3 separate regions of the Mus musculus genome follow, and all the other regions are linked to region 1. The links are chromatin loops, found by intact Hi-C in ENCODE. Cell type or tissue: heart. All regions are shown on one strand. Links, peaks and the distances in the headings refer to the core of each region. The heading gives the core; the rest is flanking DNA.

What was found. Peaks named below come from ENCODE experiments on the same cell type or tissue, not always from the same donor. Only the 100,000 strongest peaks of a DNase experiment are listed, where the experiment ranks them.
Region 2: it touches region 1 in a loop (2.0-fold over the local background); 3 of 42 quality-filtered maps call a loop at or near these places.
Region 3: a loop joins it to region 1, with 1.8 times the contacts of the local background. A loop is called at or near these places in 5 of 42 quality-filtered maps.

The regions. Positions count from the first base shown.
Region 1 is chr2:160,447,308-160,457,451 of GRCm38, reverse strand. No RefSeq gene overlaps it. Among named protein-coding and RNA genes, the nearest start is that of Gm34980, 78 kb to the right of the region's middle. In heart, for the core only: no CTCF peak of the experiment used is centred there; DNase peaks (open chromatin) are centred at 5,251, 5,821 and 6,211; H3K4me3 peaks cover 1,563 bases; H3K27ac peaks cover 1,457 bases; H3K27me3 peaks cover 1,011 bases.
Region 2 is chr2:160,533,364-160,543,507 of GRCm38, reverse strand. No RefSeq gene overlaps it. Among named protein-coding and RNA genes, the nearest start is that of Gm14221, 42 kb to the left of the region's middle. In heart, for the core only: no CTCF peak of the experiment used is centred there; no DNase peak of the experiment used is centred there; H3K4me3 peaks cover 748 bases; H3K27ac peaks cover 722 bases; H3K27me3 peaks cover 311 bases.
Region 3 is chr2:160,505,251-160,515,394 of GRCm38, reverse strand. No RefSeq gene overlaps it. Among named protein-coding and RNA genes, the nearest start is that of Gm14221, 70 kb to the left of the region's middle. In heart, for the core only: no CTCF peak of the experiment used is centred there; a DNase peak (open chromatin) is centred at 4,574.

The DNA.
Region 1 (10,144 bases), core at 1,159-9,158:
ATTCTCTCTGTCTGATATTTTCTTTGCAGTATTGGGGTTCAAAAAACATGCCCTTACACAAGTTAGCAAATGCTACCATGCTACCACTGAGCTATAATTCTCTCCTGGCCCCAGTTTCCTTACAGGCAACGTGATATTCTTCTGATCTGTCCACAGTCTTCACTCAGGACAGAAGGATGGATTCTCCCAGCTGCTGAGGAGGTGGGCAGCAGATAGTTTCCAACAGTTGGCCCTCTCTAGAAACCTCCCTAGCTGAAGAGACTCTCACTATCCACTGTCATGTTTCTTTCCTGGGCCAGCCCACACCTCGTGATTGGTCAAGGAGGAACACAAAGACTGGACCGCCCTGCTTCAGTTTGGGGTGATCCCGAGGGGTCACAACGGTTTCAGAGCTCCACTTGGGGTGGGCAGGGACTGCACTGTTCTAGCTACTTCACAGTCCGTGTCTCCCTCTGCCCAGTCTCGCTGTCTTCCTTCTTCCTGTGGGCGTGGATTCCAACACCAGCTTCCAATAAGCATCCTGAGTCCCACCTCCCAGGAAACAGCACACGATGCTTTGCTTTGGCTTTGACAACAGTTTGAAACCACGCTCTGACCACGTATTGGCATGTGTGCGCATGTGCACATGTACACAGTCTTAGTCATTCACTCATTTGGTTATCAAGTCTCATCTTTGGATAACCTCCAGAATTTGCTATTTTTAAATATCTTTCTATACTTCTTTCCCATCAACCCCTTCTTCTTCTTCACTCTCTCTCTCCTCCTTTTAAGAGCACAATCTCTGATGACCATAAAAACAATCCCCTGCCCCTAGGAGTTTCCCATCCTCACAATCTGCTTCCCTTGGAAGTGGGGCAGAGACAGAGGAGAAATCTTGGTATCCTTAGCATGGACTCCTTATTGTTTGATCCTCAAGACAGACAGGGCCTCAAAGGCAGAAGGCATCTGAGGGCTGTGTCCTTGGAGTCCCCCGAGCAGGGCCTTTGGGGGGGCGGGTGAAGATTTCTGCAAGGATCTGGGATCTCAAGAGCCAGAGTCGCAGCTCACGTCCCCTCGGAACAATGAGGCTTGATGAACGGGGTGTGATGTGCAATTGCTGATGAATGTCAAGCTGATTCCCTCCGACAATCTCCACGGTGCATGTGTGAGCACAGAACCGTGTTGTCCCGGGAGGGCTCAAGATGGCTTCTAAGTTTCCCAACATTCTGGCCTCAAAATTGATGTGTACAAAGAAGAAAAAAGGAGGGAGAGAGAGAGAGAGAGAGAGAGGGAGAGAGAGAGAGAGAGAGGGAGAGAGAGAGAGAGGGAGAGAGAGAGAGAGAGAGAGTCACAAAGCAATGTCTCCCAAGGCAAAGGCTGACATTATGACCGTCTCTTTAAGCACTCCTATTGCATATATATTTTTCTTTGTCAACTGCATCTTCTGACTGACAAAGCTCTTTCTTGCCCAAAGCAGCCATTATAAAATTATGACTTGCGCATATAGAATGTTTGTGTTCAACAAGAAAACAGAAACGCCACCTTCTTTTGTGGTTACAGCTGCACAATTCACATCCGGCGGGATTGATCATATTAAGGTTATGCAATCATCTAATTGCAGAGACAAGCCTTGAGTAATAACTCCAAATGCTCGCACTTCAATCTGCACGACAGAGTCATTGCTGAGTCCTGATTAGCGCCTGCCAGCATTCAGGCACCATTATCGGCTCTGGCATTGTCTGAATCTCCATTTGCCACCGAAGCAATCTACCCACTAACTGATCTATGACAAACAGACCCATCACGACAAAGCTGTTTGAGTTGCAGATAGTGTGTAACAAAATATGACTTCTTGGGCTCTTTCCAGCTCTTTGAAGTGAAGTTTCCCCTCTGTCTCTGGAGAAAACAACCTCCTCCACCCCCTTCCCCTCGCACAGTCAGGAAGCTGTAGGTGACCGGAAAAGAACTGTCCAATTTGACCAAATGATCTCATACTCAGACCCCAGTTCTTGGCTCTAAGGCAGCTTGCTTAGTTGCTTCTCTATTGATACAGTGGTACATTTAGAATCTGTACCATGGGCTACTCCCATCTCTTAGAGCTTCACTCTGTAACTAGGATCAGAACTCCATCACTTCTTACTGCCTGTATCTTCTGGACTCCTACATCCAACATCTTCCCCTGAACCATTCCATCTCTCTCCTTACTCATCTCTCTGCTTCTGTCCCCTTGTCTCTCAACCATCTCTCCTCAATCTGATAGACCACGTTTTCCTGTTGCAGTTCCGTAATAATCTATTGGAGTTTAAAAACAATGGAACTGAGGACCAACAGGGTGCTGCGGCAGGTAAAAGTGTTTGCTATATAAGCTTGACAACTTGAGTTTCATCCCTGGAACCCACAAGAGTCTGATGTGGGGGCTCGCATCTGCAACCTTAGCAGTCTACATTGAGATGAGAGGTGGAGAAAGGATAATTGTTGGAAAGTTTCTGGGCCAGCTCACCCGAAATACACAGAGTGGTAGAAAATGACAGGCTGTCACACATGTTGTGGCATGTAGTAGGTATGTATACACACACACACTCACACACACACACACACACACACACACTCACACACACTCACACACACAGAGATACTCATAAACATTCTGATTGACAGATAAGGGTTGGGCACATCAGTTGGGCATAGTGGAGTGTTTAGTTCGTGCCTTCTGTAATGATGAAGGCAGGATACTTAGCATTTGTGTCACATCCAACATTCAGCTCTTTTTTTTTGTGTGTGTGTGTGTGTGGCAGGAACATTCAAAATCCTGTCTTGTAGCCACTGTGAAATTTATAATAAATTGTATAAACCACATTCCACCTTCTGTGCTCTAGCATGGGAACTTACTCTTCTTTTCTAATTGCCGTTCTTACCCCATTATCCAAACTCCATCACCTGTTTGCTCCTGCCAGCCTCTGGCATTCTGCTCTCTGTCTCTCTATGGTCAACTTTTATGGCTTTTACACATAAAGATGAGGCATTTATTTAAGATGTCAGTCACTGGGAAACTGAGGCAAGTGGAACCCTTTAAGTTCCAGATTGCTGTCGGCTACTGAGTGGGACCTTTCATCAACAAACAAACAAACAAACAAAACAAAACCAACCAAACAAGCAGCAACAATAATAAAAACTAAAACATCAGTCACACGCTAATCTCTAGTCAAAACCTAGGAGTCATTCAGCTCTCAGAGATAAAGTCCTCTGAGCCAAAGTCCTTGTAATGTAGTTTTAAATTATTTTATGTATTGGTGTTTTGACTGCATGCATGTCTATGTTTTGTGTATGTGCCTGGTACCTGAAAGGCATCAGGTCCCCTGAAACTGAAGTTATAGATGATTTTGAGCTACCGTATGGGTTCTGGGAATTGAATCTAGGTCCTCTGCAAGAATAGCTAGTGTTCTTAACAGCTGCGGCATCTCTCCCGCTCTCAAGGCCTGACTTGATCTTGTGAAAATACATCTCTGATTTCATCTCCTATTTTTCTAACATTTTCACTTTAATCTATCCAGAACAATCCCCCTTCTTTCTCCCCTCTCCCCTCTCCCCTCTTTCCCCTTCTTTTTCTCCTGTGTCAGCTTGCTAGGCTGACTACCCTTGTCTTGAACTGATGGCTTCAAGCAACCTTCTAGCATTAGCCTCCCAAATACCTGGGGCTATAGGCACACATCACGGGACGTCCTTTGGTTTTCTTCAAACGAGGCCGTGCACACTCTTGTCTCAGGGCCTTTTGCCTGCAACTCTCTTTCCTCTTACACTCTTTCTATGACTCACTGGCAAAAGGTTACTTTCTCAGAGACAGAGTCCCCGACTGTCTTACCCAGATGGTAAAGCTCTCTAACTAAAACTCTCTCACTGCACTCTCTCTTTTCAGAGGCATGTATCACCCCTTGACTTTCTGTAAAGGCGGTTTCATTTATGGATTGCACTTATGCTCTCTCTAGTCCGCCATAGCTTCCTCTAGGACAGTTTTCTCTTGTGATGGAAAGGTCTGCCTGTGCAGACCTATAGACTCAACCAAGCACATGCTGTTGAACACTTGAAATGTCACTGGTTGGTGAGAGAAGGGGCTGCGCTTTTAATTGGGTGTTCTTTTAATTTAATTTTAAGTAGCCACATGTAGCCAGTGACTAACACTTTGAATAGCACAAGGCTCAAGGGTCTGCTTCGTGAAGGTGAGTTCCTCTCAAAGGTAACTTAGCTGTATTCCCTTCATAGAGGTTGTGATAGTTATCCAGCCTGGCCCTGTAATATCTGTGTCTGTGTGGTGCTGAGGGTTGAACTCGGGGCTTCACACATGCTACATAAATATTCTACCACTAAGCTGCATCCCCAGTTTTGACTCTATAATCCTGCTTTCAAAAATTTAACCTAAGGAAAACCTGTAAGAAGGACGCTCGCCACTGCGCTGTTATGGATAATTGGGGAAAGATGGAAATGGTCTAAGGGTCTGAGTCATAAGGGGTTGAGCTGGTCAAACAGAGGCGTCCACGAGGCAGAAGCCATGCAACCATCAAATTGTGTGGGTTAAATAATTACTGCCACAGATAAAGTGTTTATGACTCATCGTTGAAAGTAGAAGGAGGGAATAAAGCTCTGTTTGTGTCATAATTTTGACTTCAGGGGAAGTTTATATTGTATAATCTGGTAGAAGGGCATGTGAATTTGTTTTCTTGGATGTCTTTTTTTTTTTAAATTTAGATTCTAAATGTTTTGTAATGGTCACATTCCGCCTAATCATCAGAAATATAAAGTTGATGTAGTCTTTTATTTAAAAAAAAAATTAGTCATCTTGGGGCTGGAGAGAAGGCCTAGGGTTAAGGGTTAAAAGCACGTGGAGATGGTGCTCAGTCTATCACAGGTCGTTACAATATAGCATGAAAAACACCCTAAATTGAAGACAATATGTTGCAGAGGCAGTCGTTGCTGGGACGAGGTGGCCACTGCAAAGCTTCAGACAGAAGTCAGCTCAAGTCAAATGTAGCGATAATGATCACGGACCAGATCTTCTTGCTTCTTTTTGCCTCAGCAAACTTCTGAAACAGGTATTCAATTTAAGTCCTGGATGCCTCCCCTGGCCAATTTTTAGATCAGCTCTGTAGAAGATGCGGCTGCTGTCTCTGTCCTGTGATAACCACTGGTGCTAGTGGGAATTTCAGTACCCCGGAGGTGCTCAGCACAAAGGGCTCCCACTACTAACAATGGCAACTCTCTTGACCACGCCCCCTAAACTGCTTCCCTCTGCAGACTTCCCCTTTCTTGTTTCCTGTGACCACCCTCTGAGCACACTAGCCGCCCTCTCCACTCCCCATCTCCTACCAAGTCCTACCACAGGCAGATGAAGAACTTTCTCCCAAGTCTCCCTCTGGTACTTCCTCCTTCCTATAGCCATCTCCTCACTCCAACTATACAGTTGCAGCCTTTGGTTCATAACTGTGACCCAAAGAAAAACGTCGAGAACATAAAATCTATAGAAGGAACCCTGGGAGAACACCTAGGCTCAGCAAAACGCAGAGAGAGTTTTTAGTCTTCCGTGAGTAGGAGGGATGCGCCTCACTCCGGAGCATCCATCACCTCACGTGTTCTCCTGCCCAGAGGCTTCTGAAGCTGCTTGCACGGGGCGGGGGTGGCAGGGAGCGCGCTAAGAGTCAGGTTTGTCTGTGTCTTTTGTCTTTCACTCCAGTTACCCGGAGTCAAATGAAAAGATGGCCTATGCTTCTGGCCCCGCCCCTTCCAACATCCTCCTCCCTCCAAGGCCTGGGTTCCTTATCCTAGGTGGAGCTTTCTGGACAAGGGGCTGGAATCTGTGTGCTTTCACTCTCTGGCAGGCTAGAAGCTGCTGGCTCAGCCACCCAGTTCAGCTCCGCCCACGTAGCAGCTCCGCTCTCCCAGCCAACTCCCCCCCCCCCGCCCCCCCATGCCTATTCCCCCGGGCCTGCGGCTTGGAATCAATTAGAATCAGCAAACAGGCTTAGAATGTCCCTGTGGCTCTCAGCCCCCAGCCGGGAAGTGCCCTAGGGTGGAAAGGGCAGGTTCTCTTTTTCCTTAAGATGAGGAAACTAAAACTGGAAAAGAGGCATCAGAAAGATTTTGCTGGAACAAGCCCCCTTAAAAAGTGTCCCTGTGTGGACAGGGCCAAGCCCAGCACCACTCCCCAGCACTGGCTTACAGGAACCTTACAGGAACCTTGTTTTCCGGGTGTCAGTGGAGTCTGTGGCGTGTGGCGTTCCCATCAGTACCAACATCTGGGGCAGGGTGGGGGTCGGGTCTTAATTAAGATTCAGTGACTCTATTGGCACCAAAATAAACGTGACATTTATCAGAACCTGCTAAATCTATTCAGCGCTTGTTTCCATCGGAAGTGCAGAGTTTGTGCCCTGGGCCTGGAGAGAAAAGGTCTTTGCTGCTGAATTGGGGAGGGGCGGCAAGAAGGAGGTGGGGTGGAGAAGAGAAAGAGGAAGGGGCCAAGTAAGACTGTCACGTGGTATTTGCCGGCCCAACGCTGCCCAGTTCTGTTCACACAAAGTAGAGCAACCCTAAGCTCAGTGATGGGGCTGGGGGCAAGGGTACTATTGGGGCTCAGGGAAACAGGGTCCCCAGTTAATGAAATCACCATGAACCTTGCGTGGGTGTTTGTGTGCATTCCAACATCTCTCCCTCCCCACCCCCACCCCCATGGAAAAATCCCAACCAGAGCAGGTAGACTTCGCGCCTGGGCTCAGGGTTTGCGCTGAAATGGAAATCAAGTAGTTTGGGCACTGCTCAGGTGGAGGTAAGGAAAGGAGGTTGCCATTTGGCTGCCTGTGTTTCTAGCCCAGATCTGCCCCTTAGCGGATGTGTGACCTTGGCAAGTTGCTTAGCCACACTGAACTCCAACTTATTTTGTTGTGAGCACCTCGATTAATAATCACAGCATACTTGTCCTGTCTGGTGCTGTGGGAGGGGCTATACATACATGATTCTCATTTAACCCTCCGCACTCTAAAAGAGTCCCTTTAATTCAGACGAGGAACCTGAGGCTTGGATACTATTGTCATAGATCGGACAGATCAGAAGTCCCAGAAAACATAAGAAACCCAAAACACATCTTTCTTCTTTCTAATCGGTGACTTGCTAGTTCCTAAGGGCCCTCCACTCCCACCCAAAGAGGAGAGGCCAAGTGAGGATCCAGGAAATGGGAGTAGAGAACATATTACAGAGTTTATGGAGGGAGGACACAGTTGATTGTTCTTTGTAAAGAACTGCCTGGTCCAGGGTTAGCTAGATTTGCTATTGGTGGTGCTGGTGGGGACTTCTCTCAACACTTTAGATTCCCCAATAACACCTTTTTGGAACATCTTATCCTGGGGCCACTAAAGACATTTGGGGTCCAGATGAGCACACAAAGAATTGTTCTTGGCACCTTGAACTTCCTTACAAATCTGTCCCTTAGCCAGGTGTCCTAAGGACCCACAGTTTGTGGTCTTGTTAGTCTTTGGGTAGCTATCTACTTCCCAGGTGACACCTTGCCTCTGACAGTGGTCAGATTCCAGGTTGCTGTGGAATATAGAGAAGCATAGACGCTTCTACAACCTCTCTGTGGCCCTTGTGGTTTTTTTGTAGATAAATTCTTTTCTCTTTTGCATTCCATGTTTAACCAGGGGCAACAGAACAGCTAGCTAGGTTGCTGGTGTGTATACATGTGTGTGTGTATGTGTGTGTGCATGTGTGTGTGTATGTTCCCTGTATAAGCTCTTTCCACACATGTGTCTATGTTATCTGTGTATCTCTCTGTGCCCAGGGCAGAGTAAATGGCACTGCAAACAGATTTCACTGAAGCTCTTGGGTGAGGCATAGAGATTTCTTTTTACCTCCCTTCCCCCATCTCGTGTAGCCCCACTTGACCTCAAACGTCCTATGAGGCTGAGGATGACCTTGACCCTTCTGCCCCTCATCCCCAGCGCTGGGATTAAAAGCACGGTGTATGGCGTGCTGAGATCAAACAGGGCTTCATCCGTGCTGGGCAAGCACTTTGGCAACTGAGCTACACCCACAGCCTGGAGCAGAGATTCTTTTGGGTCTAAGGAAAGAACCTGGAGCCCCTAAACCTAAACTCACTGCGAGGCTCTCCCCACACCAACTATTGATTCACTGGCTTCCCAGATACTTACTTTTTTTTTTTTTTTTTTTTGCCAAGTTCTCTGGGGAAAATGCCCTGAACAAGGCAGATCCGGTCACAGACTGGCCAGGAAGCAGCTCACACTGTATTTAATATTTCAACAAACTTCCCTCAGGCCACCCAAGTTACCTAAAACACCGAGCTTCTCCCCGGGTGGATATTATAGTCATTTGGTTGGGTCATTCTGCTGGCCAGAAAATTCTGGATCACTCTGACAAGTCACAACTGGATACAGATAAATGATTACCAAAAATCTCAGGTAGTCACAACAAACTCTTTTGAGATTTTGGTGGTGGCTGCAGCGTGTCTGTCATTACTAAGGAGGTTCCTGTGTCCAAACTCCCCCTAGGCCCTGGTCTATGCTTCTTAGAAAGGGGTGAGAAAGGGGCACAGGCTTTGCCAGTCATTCTTGTCACTTTTGGTAGTAGGTACTAGTGGGGGCTTGGTCTGAAGCTGTTTCTCGGCTGCCAGTTCCCTCACTGTCCCTTGAACCCTGGTCCCTCTTCCTAGCTGTCTGGGCTATCATGCTTTTCCTTGGTCCAGACCACACTGAAGTCACTGAAGCCCCATTACAGTGCATCTGGGGTCTCTGTTCTTCAACAGGGAGCTTAGAAGGGATTTCTTTCTTTTGATATCTCCAAGCTCCCTGACACTTGAGCAGCAAGAAGCCACTTTGGAGCAAAGTCAACCCACTCTGTTTCTAGACTGCTGAGTGTTGAACCAACCAGAAACCTCCAGAAGACCCAGGGGCAGCATGGTGGAAGGCCGAGTTGGCAGTGAATCCCAGCTCTGTTGCTCACTGGTCTCTATCTTAATTTGCATGTCTAGTGAGGTGTGTGTGTGTGTGTGTGTGTGTGTGTGTGTGTGTCTATGAGTATGTGTGGTATCCAGAGGACAATCTTTAGTGTTATTGTTAAAAATCTTTCATCTTGCTTCTTGAGACAGGGTCTCTCCTTGTCTGGACTTCACTAAATAGGCCAGGCTGACTGGCCTGTGAGATTCACCTGTCTCTTCCTCCCCAGCCTTGACTATAAACTTGTCTTTTTTTTCCCTCCCCTTGTGTGTGTGTGTGTGTGTGTGTGTGTTTAGGCCTGAGGTTGAGGTAGGCCATTTTTCTCTACTGCATTCATTCAAACAGGGGCTCCAGTGAGCCCATGCCTCACTAGTATGACTGTCTGGCTAGCTAGACTGCTCCAGCCACTCTACATTGTCATCTTCTGCAATGTACAGGCATTTTTGGTAATCCTGAGGATCTGAACTCAGGTCCTCACACTTGGAAGGCAAGAGTGCTTTAGCCACTGAGCCATCTCCCCAGCCTCCCCAACCCCCACAATGGGCAACTTTTAAACTGGGTTCTGAAGACTGATGCACCCACTCTGCTGGTTGTTCTGCATTTCCATGAGCCTGAAACTTGGAGATTTATGTAAAGAATTACGTACATGTGAATGGGTACAGTTATGGTTGATGCATTAGAATTGGTGAGCTCTGGTCTCGGCCTGGTTCTACTACTCATTTGCTGTGTGCCTGTAGGCAGATGACTTAGGCCCTCTGTGCTTCAGCCTCTGATATTTACAATAGGGATAATGGTGGTTCCTTACACATATTGTAGTTGTGGGGATGAGCAGACTAGGATTAATCCATGCAAAGGACTTAACTCATCATAAGCAATGGAATTGACGGAGGTGGTGGTGAGGCCAATGAGGAGACGAGGAGAGGAAGAGACACCCATCTTTGCTCGTGGAGAAGGGCATTAAGCCATTCTAAATCTAATTAGGGGTTTTGTGCTTCACGTGACTATAAGAAGCAGGTAGATCACTGTTAAATAGTTGCCAGGTCTTAGCCTTTAGAGTATAGGGAGATGCCATCAGATCAGAGGGGGATAGACAAGGCCATGTCTCTCCAGGAGCTTCTCCAGACTCTCCTTCCCCTGGGCTGATGTGGAATTCGTCCCCTATTCCCGGGCTCTCC
Region 2 (10,144 bases), core at 1,394-9,393, 86 kb before region 1:
CTATAGGTCACGGGGATGAAGAGGCCAGGACAAGGGACTGTGGGAAAGCTCCTCCCCAATCCTTGGGAGAAGGTTCGGGGGGGGGGGGAAGAGTAGATTGCTCAGGTCTTTTGGTGCTGAGATGTAAGCCTAGGGCCTTGTTCCATTTGATCTGAATTTGGGGCTCTGCCTGTTTCAATATGGCCAGCTGGGGCTGGGAGAGGTGGACATGGGGGCTATATGAGCTCTACCCCTGGTGTGGCAGGGGAGCTACTGTGTATACACCAGCTCACTATACCCTGGCTGGACACTCGTGACCAGATGCCTGCTCCTCTTCCACCCAGCCTTGTCCTTAACCACTGCATTAAAAACAGCAAGCATGGGAAATTATAAAATGCTTTCTATTAATTATAGCATATGAAAGATATATAACATCGAACATACGTTATTGATGATATTTTTACTTCGGAAAGTAAGTATAATAAAATTTATTTAAAGCATCGACTGGAGGTTAATTAGTAGTTAAGCCTGATATTTTAAAGTTAATTCATTAATGTGAAAGTGATTATTCACTAATAATAATGAGGCGATTCTCACTTTAGGCCCGAGTTTATGAGTTTCCCCCCTTTTGCATTTATTTTGCCTAAGAATTGGGATCCTGAATGCATGTGGTATGGAAAGCAAGCAACAGAACTATTTTATTTTTCCTCTTAATGATGCAAAATTTGTTGTAGTAATAGAAATCTAGAGCTACTTACAATGACAGTTGTTCCCAAGCTTCATTTCAAGGCTATGGTCTAGAACTAGACTGATAGCCATCAGCATCAGTAGCCTGGTGACCATCTTTGGTTGCAGAGTAAAAACACCTACCCGTGGTTGAGTCTTGACGTTGGATCACAGCTCAGGCCATGCCCTTACTACTGGCCCAGGACAGATCACAAGTTGAGGGCAGGGAAGGGGTTTTCTTTCCTAGAGCTTTCAGCATCCATTTGGTGGTGCGTGGTGGCGGTGCCGGGGTGGTGGGGAATGAAGCATCGAAATCAAGCAGATTTGTGCTCAAGCTTTGTCAGTACCAGGGTAGCAAGATGGTTCATCAGGTCAAGGTGTTTGTCACCAAGAGGATCTGAGTTTGACCCCTGGGGCCCACAGGCTGGAAGAAGAGAACTGAACCCTGGAAGTTGTCCTCTGACCTCCATCCTCCGTACGTACCCTTACCCTGTGTCATGTGTGGGTAAACTCTCTCTCTCTCTCTCTCTCACCACACACACACACACACACACACACACACACACACACACAAGCAGTTAAAAAAATTTATTGCCAGTGCCTATTAACAATGTTGTCTTCTGGGACAAGGTACTTAGCGTCTCTGTTTGCTCAGTGGAGGAATGTACCAGGACATCACATTCAGTAGTGGCCCCGCAAAGCTTTGTTTCCCCCTACATGCCTATACTGTGGTGTGTGGGGAACAGCCTCTGAAGAGTCTCTCTAGAGACCCACTCTTTCGGCCTTTCTCAGACTAAGGCAGCTAATTTTCTATTTGGGATCTTAGCAGAAAACTTTGTACACCTTTAGATGATGGCACTTGCCACAGTGCTCACATCATGACATATTGTGTCTTAACAGTTTGTTTAAAAAACTATGTGTCAAGCTGCCTTTGGCTGTGTGTAAGCAACAATTACAGTCAACCTGGTATATTTTATGGGGAAATGAATTTTGTCAGGGAATGAATAGGCTTAAGGAATTAGGCTCCGTTTTTGAGACTGAGAGACACCAGCCCAGGGATACAGAAGGAGGTAGTTTGGAAACATCTTTATCCAAGCTTAGCTTAACTCCTGGACACTATTAGAGAAGCTTCCTTGGGCAGTGAATGATTGCTGACACAGAGACTCAAAACTGGCAGAGACAATCAGTATCAGCGATATGCTCGGCCACAAACGGGATAACACAGACACAGACACAGACACAGACACAGACACAGACACAGACACAGACACAGACACAGACACAGACACAGACACAGACACAGACACAGACAGACAGACACACACACACACACACACACACACACACACACACAAACACAGACACAGACACACAGACACAGACACACACACACAGACACAGACACACAGACACACAGACAAAGACACACACACAGACACAGACACACACACACAGACACACACACAGACACAGACACACACAGACACACACACACACATGCACACACAGACACACACAGATACACACACAGACACACACACAGATACACACACAGACACAGACACACACACACACATGCACACACGCACACAGACACACACACACACAGACACAGATACACACACAGACACACACACACATGCACACACGCACACAGACACACACACAGACACACACAGACACACGCAAACACACACACACACACACACACACACACAAACACACACACACATACACACACCCCACCCACCCTAAAGCTCAGAGAACATTCCTGAATATGGGGCAGACAGACTGTAAGAGCCAGAGGTTGGAGAGAGTTGTATCCAAACAGTGTCTTCTGAGCATGACAGGGCGGCTGGACTCCTGGACTCACAGCAGCTGTCTCATCTGTGTAAGACCTACAAAAAATAAAGCCAGTCAATATCCCAGCAGGGAGTAGAGAGGAGTTCACAGCCCCCAATCCTCCGCTGAGGTGTTACTGACAGCTGAGGGCTGCCAAGGGAGGAAGAGACAGTTTTCTTCAGGGATGTGGTCCTTGGTGTGTTGATGATGCTCCAGCAAATGGCCCCACACCCACGCATACATGGGTAGCACAAATGGGACTCAATGGGATTGAAAACAAAAAAGGAAAGGAGATGGAGTTGGATGGAGGGGTGGGGGGGGGATGATGGTAAATTTCAAAGGAGTGTGTGTGTGCGTGGAGAATATGATCAAAATGCCTTGTATGCAGGTATGTGGTTCTCAAAAAGAATATTACATTAATAAAAATGTGAGTAGCCTGACAGGTGTGGACTGGCTGGAGCCCCTCAGCATCCTTTCAGAGGTGACTGTGGAGTATCTCTGAGGTTGGGCAGCCCAGTCCTTCTGCCCCTCTGTGGCGAGATCCTTTTTGATTCAAACCCCCTGGTTGTCTTTCTTTTATTATTATTATTATTTTTTTTAATGCTTCTTTTGAACCAGGCTAGGAATGATAGTTTCTATCTGGATGCCATGATTGCTAACCAGGGAGAGAAATGAGCCAGTTCATGAAATAGTACAAGCCAGGCAAATCTCCAGGACCTGGCAGCCCAGAAGAGGCAGAGAAGCAAGAAACAGTGATAGGGACAGCTAGACAGAGGACTCTTCGAGGAGGGTACAGCCATGCTCATGGTCAGCTGGCAGAGAGCCCCTTCCTTTCCATCACTTTCCTTTTCCTGACTATGGGTGTATTCTACGTCTTTTTTTGTAGTCTAGAGGCCACCAAGCTGCGAAAACCCTGCATTCTTCTCCCTATGTTAGTAGGTTGGTGTCTGGTTCTCCTAAATTTCTTCTCGTACTTCTCAAATCAACGGCCAGTGACCAGCTCAGTAGTCAGAGGGTCCCTCAGCTCTGCTAAGGAGATGGAACCTTGGGCTGGAGAGATGGCGCAGTGGTTAAGAGCACCGACTGCTCTTCTGAAGGTCCTGAGTTCAAATCCCAGCAACCACAGGGTGGCTCACAATCATCCCTAATGAGATCTGATGCCCTCTTCTGGTGCGTCTCAAGTCAGCTACAGTGTTCTCATATAATAATCTTTGGACCTGAGCGAGCCAGGGAGCAGAGGTCCTGAGTTCAATTCTCAGCAACTACATGATGGCTCACAACCATCTGTACAGCTATAGTGTACTCATACACTTAAAAATAAATATTTTTTTTGAAAAGGAGATGGAACCTTACAGGACATGATTAACCTTGTGAAACCTCTCTTCCTTCACCTTTCTGATGGGAAAAGGATGGTACCTGCTCCTCATGTATGGCTGTATGCAGTAAAGTCATGTAGACAGTGTGCTTTGGAGGACCTTGAAGGTGGCTTGGCTATCAAGTGTGGGTGGGAAACTCCAAGTTAATGAGGTTTGTCTACTGTGGACTCCCTCAGAGCTCTGAATAACCTGTGAGGACTGATAGTCATCGTGGCAAAGTAGGCTGTATGCATTTCCTTGTATATTTGATCCAAGAGTTCTACTGTGGAGAGCATTTCACAAGACCGTGTTGCATGGCCTCAGTTGTGAATGTAGGGATCCAGCTGTGGGCACCCAGGTCCATTGGAAGCCCACATCTGTGGCTCCCTTAAGCTTAGGGGAGTGCTCCTGGGGAAGACCCATGCAGAGTGGGTGAGGCCCTTGCTTTCCTCCTGGATGGTATGGCAGAAATAGAAGACTTAGCCGTGACTCCTGTATGCCCTCACACAGTTCCCACAATACACAGGGCTTTATAGCAAGCAAATAGATAGTCATGGGTAGGAATGTACACAACGGTGGTTTGAGGTGGCATTCTGTGAGGCTACCACTCTCTTTTTATAGTGAGAGCTATGGAAACGCAAGCTACTCACCTCCATGAGTAAAGAAACAGCAATTTTAGGTGGTAAAGCACTCGCCTTGCAAGCATGAGGACAGGGGTTCAATCCCAGTGAGAGCTTGTCATCTCAGTGGTGGGGAGGTAGACACAAGGTACTTCCTGGGGCTTCCTGGCTAGCCAGCCAAGCTTATATGGCGAGTTCCAGGCCTATGAGATACCCTTCTCAAAAAACAAGGTGGACTATGCCTTATAAATTACATCTGAGATAATCCCGACCTTTCCATGTATGCATGAACACTCCTATAAATGTGTACATGTGTACCTAGCATACACACACATACACACACACACACACACACACACACCCCTAACTTACTAATCAGTCCCCAACACACTGAGCCATTCATACCTTCTTCCTTTTGGGAACTGCTCACTGAACAAGCTAAGGTTTCACACAACCATTCCCCATCTCCCCAAGAAAAAGGCTTCTTGCCTTTCCAGCTTGTGATGGGACATTCCTGTCTGTGGTGGTTTTAGCTCCATGTCTTTGCCACCCTGGTATGGAGCTCCTATAGTTTGACTGACTGAGTGAGAGAAAGAAGCAAGAGGCTTCATACAAAGTCACTGGGGGTGGGCGTGGGGAGGGTTGGGGGAAGTAGGGAACATGGCTCTTCACAGCTTAGCTGTTATCTGTACAGTGTGAAGCTGCGTTGGGATCCCCAGGTGGGGTGGGAGCAGAGTTCCCAGGCCTTGTGGTGAGCAGCAATTTTTGATTTATGTTAGCAGAACTGACAGAATGTTTGGTGTCTCTGCCCCCCCCCCCCCCCCCCCGTTGAAATACAATGCAGATGGTGCTTCCTGGGGTCTGAGCTGAAGACCTCAGCAGCATCAGGATGCTGTGGGGATGCTTTCTTTGTTTGCATCCAGGGGTCCGTGTTCAGTGCTGCTGTCCTTCCCTTCAGTATAGCCTGTGTGGCACCATCGCCGATACACTCCACTCCATGAAAGGCCACGTGGGGACGTAGGGATAGCGGATTCATGTGCTTGTGACCAACAGCAATGGCAGGGTTGGGGGAGGTTTCCTCCGTCTTCAGACTGGAATGGGACAAGTCAGGGCTAGAGGAGGAAGAGATAGGGAGGAGAGAATTGGAGAAAGAGGAAGAGGAGGGAGGAGGAGGGAAGAGAGAGACCTTGAGAGCAGGGAGAGGGGGTGGGGCAGGTGGGAGGAGAGGGTTAGAGGGAGCAGGGGTCCCTGACTGGGAGGCATTCAAGATAAGGGTGACACGTGAGTGACACCTAGTAACTTAAGAGAGAGAAGAAGTTGGCGGCCTGAAAGGGAGGGAGACAGAGAGCAGGGCTTTTCAATATGAGCATTCATGTCGCACTGACAGTAGTCATTTATCACACCCTGAATGGGAGCGCAGGGCCCAGTGCCCCGCCAAAGGGCTCTGGTTAAAGTTTTACCTGCCTGTGAAAGGGCTGGGGTCTGGCTAAACAGCAGCTCTCCCCTCTGTGGCTGCGGGGGCGGCCCACAGGAAACCATCTGTTGGAGCAGAAAGACCCTGGCATGAAGGAATGACGGGGGACAGGATGTTTCTGGGTATAGGGAGAGCCTCCAGGCATCCAGGCCTGTTGGGCTAGAAGTCTGCCTCCCATGTGGGTTTGGAAAGGCCGGCTCCAAGCACTGATCTAACCTGCCCCCAAATCAATCTTGTGAGTCTGCAGAGGGCTTGGAGTGGGGGCAGGGGTGCATATTTTGCTGGGCACTTGCGCACGTGCGCGTGCGTGTTTCTGTGTGTGTGTGTGTGTGTGTGTGTGTGTGTGTGTGTGTGTGTGTGTGTGTGTAAGGCAGAAGTCAACACTGGATATCTTCTCACTCTCCACATTATTTTGAGGCAGTGTCTCTTAACTGAACCTCGAGCTCACTGGTCCAACTAAGTTAGCAGCAAAACCCAAGAAGCTGCCTATCTTGGCCTTCCCAGCTCTGGAATTTCAAGTCTGTACTGCTCTTCCTGGCTTTCCATGTGTCTTCTAGGGATCTGAACTCAGGTCCTTGGGCTCCTATGGCTGAATGAGCCCCGCCACCCCAGTCCCTAAGCTCAATTAAAACTGTTTTGTAGTACTTCTCACATGTCAGGCACCGTTTCTTCCTCCTGCCTGGTCCTCCAGCTTGTCCTAATTGCTTTGGGGAGCCTGTATGCGTGCCTGCATGGGGATATTAAGGAATAGAGTTCCTCTCGCTTTTTCATGTCATTAATTGGTGATCTTCAGACTCTGAAATAGCATTTTCTCTGTCCCATCTCTTATTTCATTATCCTCAGTTCAATACACACCAGTGCAGCACAGGCAGTCTGCTCAGATAGATTAGGAATTATTTAAATGAGATGAGGATGTATGGATAGTTAAAAACGCAGTCTTCTATTCTGCCCTAATTATGCATCAAATTACGTTACAATTATTCCCAAATATAAACTCGCTGAGAATCTCAAAAGGGGAAGCTCAGAATGTCAGGAGAAAAGTGCAATAGGGCAGAGAGCAGAGGGCAGAGGGCAGAGGGCAGAGGGCAGAGGGCAGGGGGTACAGTGATCAATGACCCTGTGCCCTAAATGTGGTCTTAAACCTGTATGTATCCGTCTGTCTCTCCTCTTCTTTTCTTCCTTCCTTCCTTCCTTCCTTCCTTCCTTCCTTCCTTCCTTCCTTCCCTCCCTCCCTCCCTCCCTCCCTCCTCCCTCCCTTCTTTCCTTCCTTCCTTCCTTCCTTCCTTCCTTCCTTCCTTCCTTCCTTCCTTCCTTCCTTCCCTCCCTCCCTCCCTCCCTCCCCCCCCTCCCTCCCTCCCCCCTCCTTCCCTCCCTTCTTTCCTTCCTTCCTTCCTTCCTTCCTTCCTTCCTTCCTTCCTTCCTTCCTCCCTCCTCCCTCTATCCTTTATTCCTCCTTCCTACCCCATCCTGTCCTCCATCTCTTCTTTCTTTTTTGTTTTCCCTTCTCTTTCTCCCCACCACCCTGCCCCCAACGCCACTGCCAAGCTACGTCTACTTTAGGAGTCTCAAGCCCTGGCACCTCTGTGTTCTAGAGAATCCTTGCACCATCTCTTAGCTCCAGTTTCCTCCCTGTGAGGTGGAATACTCATGTATGCTGCCCAGTTTGAAGATAAGAAGATAAGGCTGAGCTGTTGCCATTATGGCTGTCAACTGACTGCTGTTGTGTGTCTCTGTTATGAGATTCTCTGAGGGCTTGGAGCTGAATTGCTCCCGCTACTCTCTCCTCTGGTTCTCATTTTCTCTGTTCAGCTGTAGGCCGAACTGGTCCTGAGGTAACTTGGAGTTGAGTCTTCAGCCAGGGCTTTCTATGTAAGACCTGACAAATGCTAACAGTATGTTGTTCTGTGACGTTCGGCCTAATCTGGGAGGAAAGGGAGGACTTTCCTGTGTGATGTTTCAGACAAAACAAGGCCCCCCCCCCCCAAGGGAAGAGGGAGTTACTAGATCCCGGGCTGCTGACCAGGTTCTCCTGAAGTTCTTTGCTTCTACCCTCTTGTTTAGTGGTAGTAGTGCTAGAGATGCCCAGAGTACTCACAGGGAACTCGAGGGGAGAGTCCCGATTCATCTTTATTAATACCTTGTTAATAATTATTAATCCTGCTGAAGCTGCTTGTGTTGCGGCGCTCTGGGTCTAGCTACTTGGCTTCCTCTTCTTCCAGGTCTGCTGCTCACAGCCTTGCGTGGTCTAGGCCTCAAGTGGGCTGGACGCAGGGGTGATGCTGCCAGAGAGGTGCTTCCCCTGCTCTCTGCCTATTAGGTAGGTGCGCTGCTCAGGGCTACTACAGAACTGTCAGCCATGGTCCCCCCAAACATTCTTCCCCATTATGGGTTGCACTGTATCCTCAGAAGGTGTTGTAATGATTGTACCTGCCATCTGGGAATGGGACCTTATTTGATAATCAGCAACTTCCCCAAATCATGTCAAGCTGAGGTCTTTAAGTAGGCTCTCATATATATGGTCCATGTCCTAATGGAAAGAGAGATTTTCATAGAGATAGACTAGGAGAGGTCGTTTTGAGGGGAAGCACAAAGAGAAGGTTGTGGGAAGCTGAAGGTGAGATATGGAGATGGAGGCTCTGGAAGCCAAGGTTTCCACATAACGAGGAGGCAATGGCTAGTTATTCCCAGTTATTCTTCACCCAGCCTTTGAGTTATCTAGTCAGCTTTAAAATATAAGTCTCTAGTATTTTCCTTCCTCGGGGCTAGAGGGAGCTGGGTGAGATGGCCCTTGCTGACACTGGGCAGGGAACAAGCATGCTTTTTAAAATTACATGCAACAGTCCAAGAAGGACCCAGCCATGAAACACCTTAATCATGGGCTTTCATTTCCAGAACTACAGAGAAATGCATCTGTTGTCCTCAATGTATAGGATGTGTTTACAGCAGCCGCAGGTCCCTAACTCAGTGATGGGATGGAGGTGGGGCACACACACACACACACACACACAGAGAGAGAGAGAGAGAGAGAGAGAGAGAGAGAGAGAGAGAGGGAGGGAGAGAGGGAGAGAGGGAGAGAGGGAGAGAGGGAGAGAGGGAGAGAGGGAGAGAGAGAGAGAGAGAGAGAGAGAGAGAGAGAGAGAGAGAGAGAGAGAAGCTATTGGCTGGGGACCAGGATCCTGGCATTGCTGTGGGTCTCCAAGGTGGGATCGGTCTTCCCTGAACCAATCCAGAGCCCACCTTTGTCAATGTGCAAATGAGCCAGAGTATCTAAGCTGTGATGACATGCCTTCTGTAACCTGAGTTATCTTTGGGTCCAGACCACGTATCTAGCCATAGACTTAGAGGCCACTTAAGCCATGTAGATGGGCCCAGCACCCATGGGGGAAGCTTCTCAGAAAGGGCATGTGTGCTCACTATTTACAACTTCTGGGGTCCCCACCTTTAGAGGTAAGAGAGATAACCTGGGCTATCCTTTCTTTCCTAAACAACTTCCCCCGGGGAGATCTGTCCTTCAGGTGCCTCCAAGACTCTTTGAGGGAGAAGCTGGGGTCCCTGGGTCTGACCTTGGAGCCTCTTCAATTTGCAAATTTGCTTGTTTTCACTTTTAAGGAAGAGTTTCTAATTAAGATATCCATCCAAGACCCATGTGTTATTTTTAGATGCATCTCCTTAGTTTTTTTTTTTTTTTTTTTTTGGTGTGTGTAAGACAATTTGTGCTAATTAGATGCAAAAATCATTCCTGGGCAAATTATGTAATTGACAAGCAGTTTACAAAATAGACCTCTGATATTTGTGCTGCAGCTCCACTGTGCAATCTGTAAACACTCAGTGGGCTCCGAGGGAAGGTGGCTCCTGTCTGCACTGTCCAGGCGACTCTTCAGGTCCTTACTGTGGAGGGCCATGGTCCCCAGAGCATATGGGGCAGTGCCAGTCAGACCCCTCGCTTTGTCTTCTTTTTCAAATGGCTCACGCTCGGCTTTCTCCTCAGCTCTGTCTGAGCTCTGGTATAACTCACAAGTCTCCATACCTGGAGATGGATTGATGTGAGCGATTTCAGATGGGTGACTATTGGGGGTGGCATGCTCCAGAAAGACAGATTCCCACTTGGGGTAGAGAAAGGCGTTGTTTCCCCTAAAATACGAGGACCA
Region 3 (10,144 bases), core at 1,394-9,393, 58 kb before region 1:
CCCCATCGCCTTTGGAATAAAGTCATCTCAACTTGAAAATGATGTTTCAACCAGCCCGCCCTGCTCCCTTCCCTTGCTATGCCTTGCCACACTTCTGCACTCTCTCTTCTATCTGCCCATGAGCTTTCTTTGCCTGGCAAATGCCTGCTCCTTGACCAAATCCTCCCTGATCTGCCAGGTGCTGAGCTTACGACACGGGTTTGAGATATGTCTCACATGTCTTCAGATATGACAGCTTCTTGCTATCTGGCTTTTTGTACCTGTCTCTTTCTGAGATCTTTAGAGGTAAAGCCTGGGTATTAGGTTTTTTTGGGGGGTATTATTATTATTATTATTATTATCATTAGTTTTTTGAGACAAGAGTTTCTCTGTGTAGCTTTGGCTGTCTTGGAATTCCCAATGTAGAACAGGCTGGGCTTCAAACTCACAGAGAGTTGTCTGCCTCTGCCTCCTAAGTGCTGAGGTTAAAGGCAAGTGCCACCACTGCCTGGTAGTCTGATTCATCTTTGCATTTTTTTGTTAACCAGTCTCCTCCTCCCACTTTCAATAAATGCCATTTAATTTTGCTTTCCTGATGAAGGAATTAAAAGCTCAGAGACCTTGAGTAACTTTTTGGAGGTCACACAACTTGGAAGTTGGGTACCTCGAGAAACAAGGGTTTGTTTCCATGTGAGAAAAGGAGGTTCTTCGGGCTCACAGACCATCTGAAGCCAGAGCTAGCAAGTGCAGGTGGTCCAGTAGAAACCCTGCTGGCAGGCTAACCCTTTCGTTCTGGATACCTTCTCTGCAAGGAAGACTGTGTGTTTTGGGTTGGTGACATCCTAGATCCTGGCTGGGTGGAGTTGGGATCCCTGAGACTGAGGGAGGAAGAAGAGCCTACAGATTGAGCAGGGTAGGGGTTCATGGGCCATCTTCTAGGTCCCTCAATACTGCCTATGCCTAGTTCAGAGGAGGTAGAGAAAGAGGAAGCACCAGCTCATGACTCCCCCTGCCCCCCCATCTGCCCCAAGGCATTAGCCCTTTATGACTTCATATTAATCTGCAGGCACTTATTGCTCTGCAAGGCTGTTTTGACAAAAGTTCATTATCAAGACTGCTAAATGCTTTTAAAGCATTGATTGGGCGAATTATTACATCACTGGGGTAGACACTGTGTTTGAAGATGGATGGTGTTGCTCAGACCATTTGAAATTTTCCTTCTTTTAATTGGATCGATCCCCAGAATAAACGAAGTTTAATTGAATTTTGAGGAAAATTGAGCAGTTGTTTGTGAGTCTCTGTCGATAAGCATTATTTCAATTACATGGTGATAAGTGAGTGGGGGCGGGGTGGTGGGAGGATGGGCTCGGGGAGGTTTCCATCTGCTGCACCGCAGACTGGGTGAGTGTTTCCCCGAAGTCAGTCCCACCTCTGGTCCTGCTCATTCAGGAAATCTTCACTGAAAGTTGACTTTCTGGACGAGCCCAGCAGTAGGTCAACAACGCCTTCGCTGATGGCCAAGTTCATTCGGTTCACACAACTGGGAGTTCAGAAAGGCAAGCTCTGTATTTCGTGTATCTGCGTGTGAATTCTGACTCACGGGTGATTTTGTTCCAGTTAAAGATTACGTACATTCTCCAAAGCTCGGTTTCTTCCTTTATCGATGGAAGTACGATGGCCTCTAAGTCAAAACAACATGCAGATGTTATTACTCAGCTATACTGGAAGGCAGTGCAGGTCTAGTCTAGTCTCAGGCAAGAAGCGAAACAGGCCTGACTGAAGATCACATGATGAGGGAAAATCTTGCAGTCATTACTGAGTTATTGTTGTCTGTCTGCCTGTCTGTCTGTCTGTGTCTGTGTCTCTCTCTCTCCACGGTCTCACTATATAGCTCAGGCCATACGTAGAGGTGGCCGTATGTTCATTGAGTGTGAGACTGTGAGGTACATAGACTATTGGGTCTGGTGCATGCTGAGCAGAGGAACTTCCATGTCAGCAAAGGGCGGATCACAGATGAGCTTGGGACCAGACTCACAGCTACAGAGCTCTCATTCTCCAATCCATTTGATCAGTTTTTCTTCAGTCTTTCTTGGAGTCCCTGGCAGGTCAATGTGAAAGTACCCTGTGTCCTCTGCTCTCGGAGGGCATAATGGGAAGGTAGCAGGAGTGGTAGACTTTGCTGAGATTGGCTGAAGGTCCCCAGATCCTTCAGAGTAGAGCTTGCACAAGCTAGATGAGTCTTCCTCAAGGCTTCCTTCCTATGTAACCGAGGTTCAGAATGTAATTGAAGGTAGCCTGAGCGCTGGGGTTGATTTTCCCCTTGTGAATATTTGGCAGAGACATACTCAACTATTAGAACTAGAAAGTGTTGTTTCTGATACATAGCGGGTAGATGCCACAGACGCTATTATTCTTCAGTGCAGAGTTTATATAACATCCCAAACAAACAAAGAATTACTGAGTCAGTAGGGTTGAGTCTAAGTCAGGTTTCCTGGGCAGTAGACATTGGTCCTTTTACACACTATTGTGCATGGCAAAGTTGGAGTTCTGCCTTTCACAAGCCATGGGAAACTTCTTGTCCAAGATATACCACCTTAGAGACTTGATCCCTGGCTTATGCCATTTTCACGTTGTCTCTCCCGAGCTGTACTTCCCAACATTAGGGAGTGCCACTGTCCTAGATAAGAGCCTCAAGACTGCATGGGCTTTAGGTTGCTCTCTAGGACTTCAAGTTTGTCCTGACTACAAACTCAGCCCCACCTTCTCATGATGTTAAGTACTCGGATAGTTCGCACCCTGTGTGATATGGTGTGATTTTGATAGTTTCCTTGTTGGTCACTAGTTGCAATCAATAAAATAAAGCATCATATTGCTACCCAGGCTGCATTGCAGTTAAGAATCACTAAAATCAAGTCCACTTCCATTTATACAAGCTTGTGAAACAAGGTTGTTGGAAACAAAAGTATTCCTAGCTTGCAAATTCAGAAAGTGGCAAATGGCCTTTCCTTTTCCAGAGCATCTTCTTACTCCTGGGAATTACTTGAAAGCGCCTTCTGGACTGCCCTAGATATCTTCAGGTAGAACTCCATCTCTCATGGTCACTCTTCTGGAGAGATGGAATTTGGAAGAGTCCAGGCTGTACGGGGGTCCACGGCAGCCTGGCCAGAGGATCAGATGAACTGGAGGTCAAGTCATTCCCAGGCTCAGATGTGTGTGTCTATGGATCACACTTTGATGGCCATGTTTCTCCTAGAGGACTGGGGTGTCTCACCACCCACAGTCCTGTCCACCCTCCTTTGGTGTTTTTCCCCTCTGTCCAGCAGAGTGCCCCCTTTTGTGTTGAGTAACCGGTGTCCGTGCAGGGAATTTTTTTCTTCCCTATCTTGAGAAAGAAGAAATTGCAATTTACACCTGTGAGCTAAACGTATCCTCCCTGGTTTCAACTCCAGCGTGCACTTTCTCTGGAAAGTCTTTCTTTCACCTGGGACTTCTGTGTTGTTGTTGGTTCTTCTCAAAGCACCGAGTCCACACTCTGGAGTCGGATTGTGCAGGGGAGAGCGCATGGTTCTTCATTTGCATAACCCACATAAAACCAATGCCCCTTGATCAAAGGAATTTAGAACAACTTAAATTATTTATCGAAATCTCTCAAAGAATGTTAAAGACCTAAATCTGAATTCACAGCAGAGTTTCCCCAGCTTTTCTCTCCACACACTCCTGCCCGCTTCCTCCAGCTCTGCTTAGAATTTGCTGGTTTTCTCCTTATAATGCACTAAAAATCTCTCAGGACAAAACCACGACTCCCTTTCTCCTTTCTTCCCCTCAACTTCTTCCCTCTCAAATGCAAGCTAAAAAATTAAAACAAAACTAAATAATAATAATAAAAAAAAAAGCAACAGAATCGCAGGGTAATTACTGGAAGACTCCGGATCTTGTGAGGATGGCGGCAGAGAAAGAGGAAGATGGTAAATGATAAACACATGCTTTGTGGGGTGCAAATACCTGTTACTTGATAGTCTTTCCTGTATTTCTTTCTGGTCTTCACTGATATTCCCCTGGGCCTCAAGCCCCATGTTAATCTCTCCACTCTTCTCACTCAGATGCTGGGAAGCGTCACATTAGGTGCGTTGAAAGACAAGCATGCGCACGCGCAGCTTAGACTTTGCAGTCCGTGCTGAGGGATGAGGGGAGTGCCTCCTTGTGAGATCTGAGACTTGTTACCATCACTCTCCATTGGGTCTTCATCTGTTGAAGTTGTTTTATTCTATCCCCGCCCCCTACGGCTCCCATTGATTTGCTTTTGTTTTTCATGTGTAAATGGGGAAGTTATTTTTTTTACATGTTCTCCGCAGTTTGAAACAGATTTTTAATTATACATCTCAATGTTTTTAATGTGAACATATGAGCAGCTATCGAATGTACCACATTTCTGACTGTTTGTCACAATATTTACTTTTTGCAAAGCATTCTGGGGATACAGTCTCACACGTCCACATTCTGGAGGCTGTTTCGGATTGTCTGCCAGTGGTGAGGTCATTGTTTCCGAAGCTGAGGAAAAGAGGGGTCAGGGCTTGTACTGTCATTGTTTGGCTGGGTGGGGTTTGGAATAATTGCAATGTCTCTGCCTAAGCTGCCCATACAGAGGGAATGGAGTTAGGCTGACTTTTCAGAAAGGGCTTCCAATAGGCCAATCAGGGATGCCCCAGGGGCAGTGTGGGCCTGCTTGCCGGCTTCCCTCCTCTCCTCCCTTCCTCCATTTATAATACAGGACAGTTCTGCTCCATTCTCAATACCCTGTCTGGAAACAGAAATTGACTGCTTTGGGTCAGAGCAGCTGTAACTCACCACGAGATTAGGTGGTAGCCAGAAAGGTGTATACAGGCGGTGTATACAGAGCAGAGATCCGAGGTATACTGGCTAGTTTTATGTCAACTTGATATAAGCGAGAGTCATCAGAGAGGAGGGAGCCTAAGGTGTGAGCAAGTCTGTAGGACATTTTCTTACTTAGTGACTCAGGGGGGAGGGCCCAGCCCATTGTGGGTGTGGTCAACTCTGGGCTGGTACTTCTGCATTCTATAAGAAAGCAGGCTGAGCAAGCCATGGGAGCAAGCCAGTAAGCAGCAACCCTCCATGGCCCTTGCGCTAGCTCTGGCCCTGCTTGAGTCCCTGCCCTCATTGCCTTTGATGAACTGTTATATGAAACTGTGAGCGAAATGAACAGTTTCTACCCTGACTTGCTTTTGGTCATGGTGTTTCATCGGAGTGATGTAAGCCCTAAAACATAAGAGAGAGCATTTTGTGCATATAGTGATGGGAAGAGAGAGGAACAGTCCATTATCCGGAGATAGGGATTTGCGGTTTGCCATGATTTGCACAGTGGTCAGGGAAAGTCTTTCTCCTCCATGTCTAGGTGAACACGATCACCTGCTCCAGTGAGCTAGTCTTTGTTGTGTGCTGCAGTGTGGACTCACAGGGGCAGGGTGGTACTCTACTCTGGGACTTCGCTTTGGCTCAAAACCAATCTCTGTCCTGGAGTTCAGTCTAAGAGCAACACAGAACAGTCAGGTTCTAGATGTCAAGAAGTGATTTTTGTATGCTCCTGGGTTTGTCAAGGTGCGGTCTAGAGTGGCAATCTAATGTGTGTGTGTGTGTGTGTGTGTGTGTGTGTGTGTGTGTGTGTGCATGTGCGTATGTGTGATGTGTATGGTGTCTGACAGTCACAGGCTGGGTCAAAGGCTGCATGCTTTTTACATGTAGTGTGTGTATATGTGTGTGTGTGTGTGTGTTTGTGTTCATGCATGTGCACACATATGCATGAGCATGTGGAAGCCAGAAGACAACCCTGGGTGTTATTATTTAGGAGCCATACATAGTGATCTGTGGAGGTAGTCTGTCATTGGCTTGGAACTTACCAAGCAGGCTAGTGTGGCTGAGCAGTGACCTCCAGGGCTATGCCTATTTCTATATCCTCAGCCAAGGTAAGATGTCTACTGATTTCTCCCAGCTGTGAGCAATACATACAGAGCAGGGTCCAAACTCAAGTAACCAGATAATATTTCTCTCCTGTGTGGAGTCAGACAGGGGCCAGGCACTTGAAGGACAGGTATGCCCCAATAGCTGAGGGCCACTTGGCCAGGCAACCTCCTAATTGAATCACCTGTCCCTGTAGCCCCTCTGATTTCCCAGGTCTCATCTGCTGTGGTATCTGTAGGCCTGCACCTACAACCCCCTCCCACCAGGGCATCCCAGGAGCACAAGTTTGATTCTGGAAGTTCAGACAGCCCTCTTGGCCTGACACAAGTAAAATGTCGATGCAGGTGGTGGGTTGGAGCACGTGGGTTCATTAGTTTGCAGTTCTGGAAGCAGAAGTCTGAAGTACATGCTACCAGGATGAAAAGGGACATGCTCCTTCTCCAAGAACGTGTGGGGAACTTCAAGGGGGAACATGTGTGTCCTGAACTTTACCAGCTTTCAGGGGTGACTCACATTCTTTGCCTCATGGTCCCTTCTTCCATTTTATAAGCCAGTCGCACCTCCTTCTGGCCAGTATTACCTTTTTTTGTGCTTGCACTGGGCCCCCTGGATAATTTAGGAAAATCTTTCCATCTTGATGTTCTCAATCATTTGCCAAGTCCCTTTTATCAACATTAGGTTCTGGTAGTCTGGATATGGACATCTTTGTGGGGAATCATTTTGCCTACCACAGACTTCTTTGCTGGCTTCTGCCTTTTTGGATTCCTCTTTGAGAATCTTAAACTTCTAAGTCTCTGTCTTTCTTCCCGCTGGGGCCTATACCCCTTCTCTTCTTTCATCCTTTGGCTTTTCAAGATAGTGTGTCTCTGTGTAGCCCCTGGCTGTTCTGGAACTCGTTCTGTAGACCAAGCTGGCCTCAAAAGTATAGATGTGCCTGCCTCTGCCTCCCGGAGTGCTGGGATTAATCGCCACTCTGCTGGGCTAGGTCTGTAACAAGTTAAATCGCAGAAGAAACCTTGGAACTCACTGATTGGTGGGTTGGAAGTCACGGGGTAACAGGGCAGCCCTTATCTCTCCCCAAGGAGCCCGAGGCTGAGTTGGGTAAAAAGGCATCGAATCCCGCTTTTGCATCCATATCGTGTTGCGGTTCCCTCTAGGCCAGGCTGGTTCTCAAGGTTGTGCTTGGTATTTGCTGCCTGGCCTGCTGGGCTGTAAGTCTTCTAGCGTAATTTGGAACAATTAAAATGAAGTGTTAGCACACGGCGTGTTTCCCTTGCGATGGATGATGATTCTCCAGTATTGTGTGTAGCTGAGCAGCTGGGTCCCTTGATCCATCAGAGGCAGGCGATGCCAGCCTCCAAGCTCACGGCTGATCTCCCACGCAGAATGAATTAACGTGGCAGATATAATTTCCCTGGGTCAGCATGCTTCACCCTGCAGATCCATCTCGGTTCGAGTGCGGGGGAGGCTGAGTGAAGCCACCTGCTTGCCTGGCCATAGAGACTTTGTCTAGGACTGTCTGCCTACTCCCCCCCCCACACACCCCCCTGCGAATTGCTCTCTCCTGCTAATCACAGGGGGGAGGGGACTCAATCAACCTGGGTGTGAAATTCTACAGTCCTTTGGAAACTGAATCCTGCCTGCTAACATCCCCTAGTTAATTATCATAGGCTGTATTTTTGGTATCAGGGCTGAGCTGGTGGAAGGGAGGGGGCTTTTGGGGGCGGGATCTTCATCACAATACCAGTTTTAGGAGTCGTTCATCTTGTCTTTTAGACTAATTATCCCAAACTCACCACTAGGTTGTCACACTTACATGCTCCAATAAATGTAGTTTTAAATCAGCCACTGACTCTGCGGCTGGGGTGGCAGCGTCCCTGGTTCGTGTCTAACTAGGGCCATCCATCTGCAATCATGGCACTGAGGGGAGGCGGCACTGTGCGGCCTCTATGAATGATCATGCTTATTTATATGCAAATACGTTTGACAAATCAATAATGTATGATTTAGCTGTTCCGAGTGTGTTAGTACATGGGCTGGCAGTCCCAGGTGGGGGGTCCCCAGAAGGGTCTTTTGGCCTCTGGCCCCTCCCACTGAGTCTTCTCTTATATCTGCCCTTCTCTGCCATCTTCAGCTTGCAAGGTTCTCAAGTTCAAGGCTCTCTTTTCCCTTGTTCAGATCAAGAATTGGGCCCTCTGTCTTCACCCCTATCTTGGCTCTCTTATAGTTAGGACTTGTTTCTTTTATTAGAATAAGCACACTATTCAACAAATATTTATTGTGCACCTACTGCTGTATCTCTGAACACACACATATAGATATACATAATACATGGATATATCCACGTATTGCGATGTTCTTTTGTTGCTGTGACCAAAATACCTGACACAAAATTACGGAAGGGTTTATTCTGGTTTTGTTCATGGTGGGGTACCAGCAGTTGGGGCAGCTGGTCAGTCACATTATTGTGACTGTCAGGAAGTGGGGCAGGCCTATAAAATCTCAAGGTGCAGCTCCAGTGACCCACTCCCTGCAGTGAGGCTCTATCTCTTAAAGGTTCTCCAACCTTCCCAAGCAGCACCGCCGGCTGGGCTGGAGACAAAATGTAGAAACACATGAGCCCATGGGGGGCATTTTACATTCAACCTACAATGGTCCACGTATGAAACAAACCCTCTGTCCATATATACTTTCTCCAAGCACTGTTCTGAGTGCTTTGTACGTTGTATGATGTAGACCTTCTAATGAGGTAGGAGGTGTCAGACCCATTTTACAAATGGGAAAACTGAAGCATTGGGTTATCCAAGGCTGTACAGCAAGAGAGCATGTTTTGAGAGGCAAGATCAAGCTGGGTCAGACTCTATTTTTATCTCCTGGGCTTTATTGTAAAGGACAGTGTCTGCATTGCAGGTGTGGAGGTAAAGAGAAGGCAGGGAGACTCTGACCTTACACAGCATTCAATCTGGGGATAAAGGCTGCGAAGAGAACACAAGTCTAAACAAAAGTCTGTACAGGCTGTGATCGTTGCTATGATGGTGACGATGGAGTCAAACAACCCACCTGGGTGCTGTGCAGTGGAGGGACGGTCAGTCCAAAGGGGGCCATTAGCCTGACTTCCCCAGACTTGGGGGGCCTCTAATCCAGGGTAGGGGGCTGGCAATAATATTCTCAGAAGAAGATTTGAAAGTAGTGTTAGAGCTCAGGAGAAGGATGCTGAGGAGAGGAGGGACATTTGGACCCCAGGACACCTTTAACACAGATGAGGGTGCGCTAAGTGCCAGTGTCTTACCTTAAGTTAACACCCACGACCACATTCAGGCACATCCTCCTATTATTCCCATTTTACTGATGAGAAAGCTGAGACCCGATCAGGTTAAGGTGGTCTAAGCAAGATTACATAGTGAGGGTGTGGGAGGGGGCTGGCATTAGAGACAGACCTGCTTTCTCTGGTTCCCACTAAAGCTCAGTCCCTCACGAAATCCTCTATGGCCTATCCAGGGCCTGACTCAGGCTCTAGTTCCATCTCTCCAGCCCACTCAGACCCACCCACCCTTGCCTTCAGGTATGGACTGAGAACCACTGTATCCTCAGGGCAGTCTTCTGAGCTATTATCACTCAGGCTGGTTCCTCAGCTGAATCCTCTTCCTCTTTGCTGAGACAACTTTCTCCTTCAAGTGTCTGTGAATATTTCCTTTCCTCTGAGGTGCCTTGATAGACTCCGGTAAGACAAAATAGCCACCTCTCCTTTGGCTTCCATTTGCACCGTGAGGTAACTACTTTCCAAGATGGCCCCCAATGATCCTGGCTTCCTGCTATTCATCCTTATTCATGTGATCAACAGGATACAGCCAAAGTGATGGCTTGTGACTTCTGTTTGTATCTCTTAAAAGACACCGATGCCCTACTTTGCCTTTTTGGATCCCCTGCTTGGGAAAAGCCAAGCTTTTGGCTGTGTTGGGAGGGCAGCCACTTCTTTGGAAGGCCAACGTAGTGAGGAGATGAAATCTCCTGCTGACAGAAGTGCTGGTTTTCTACACACGAGTGGGCTTCCTTGGAGCCAGACACTGTAGCCCGAGTCTATCCTTCCAGTTCATCACAGCCCTGGCTGATACCTAGACAGCCACTGTCATGGTTTGTATACTCTTGGACCAGGGAGTGGCATCATTTGGAGGTGTGGTTTTGCTGGAATAGG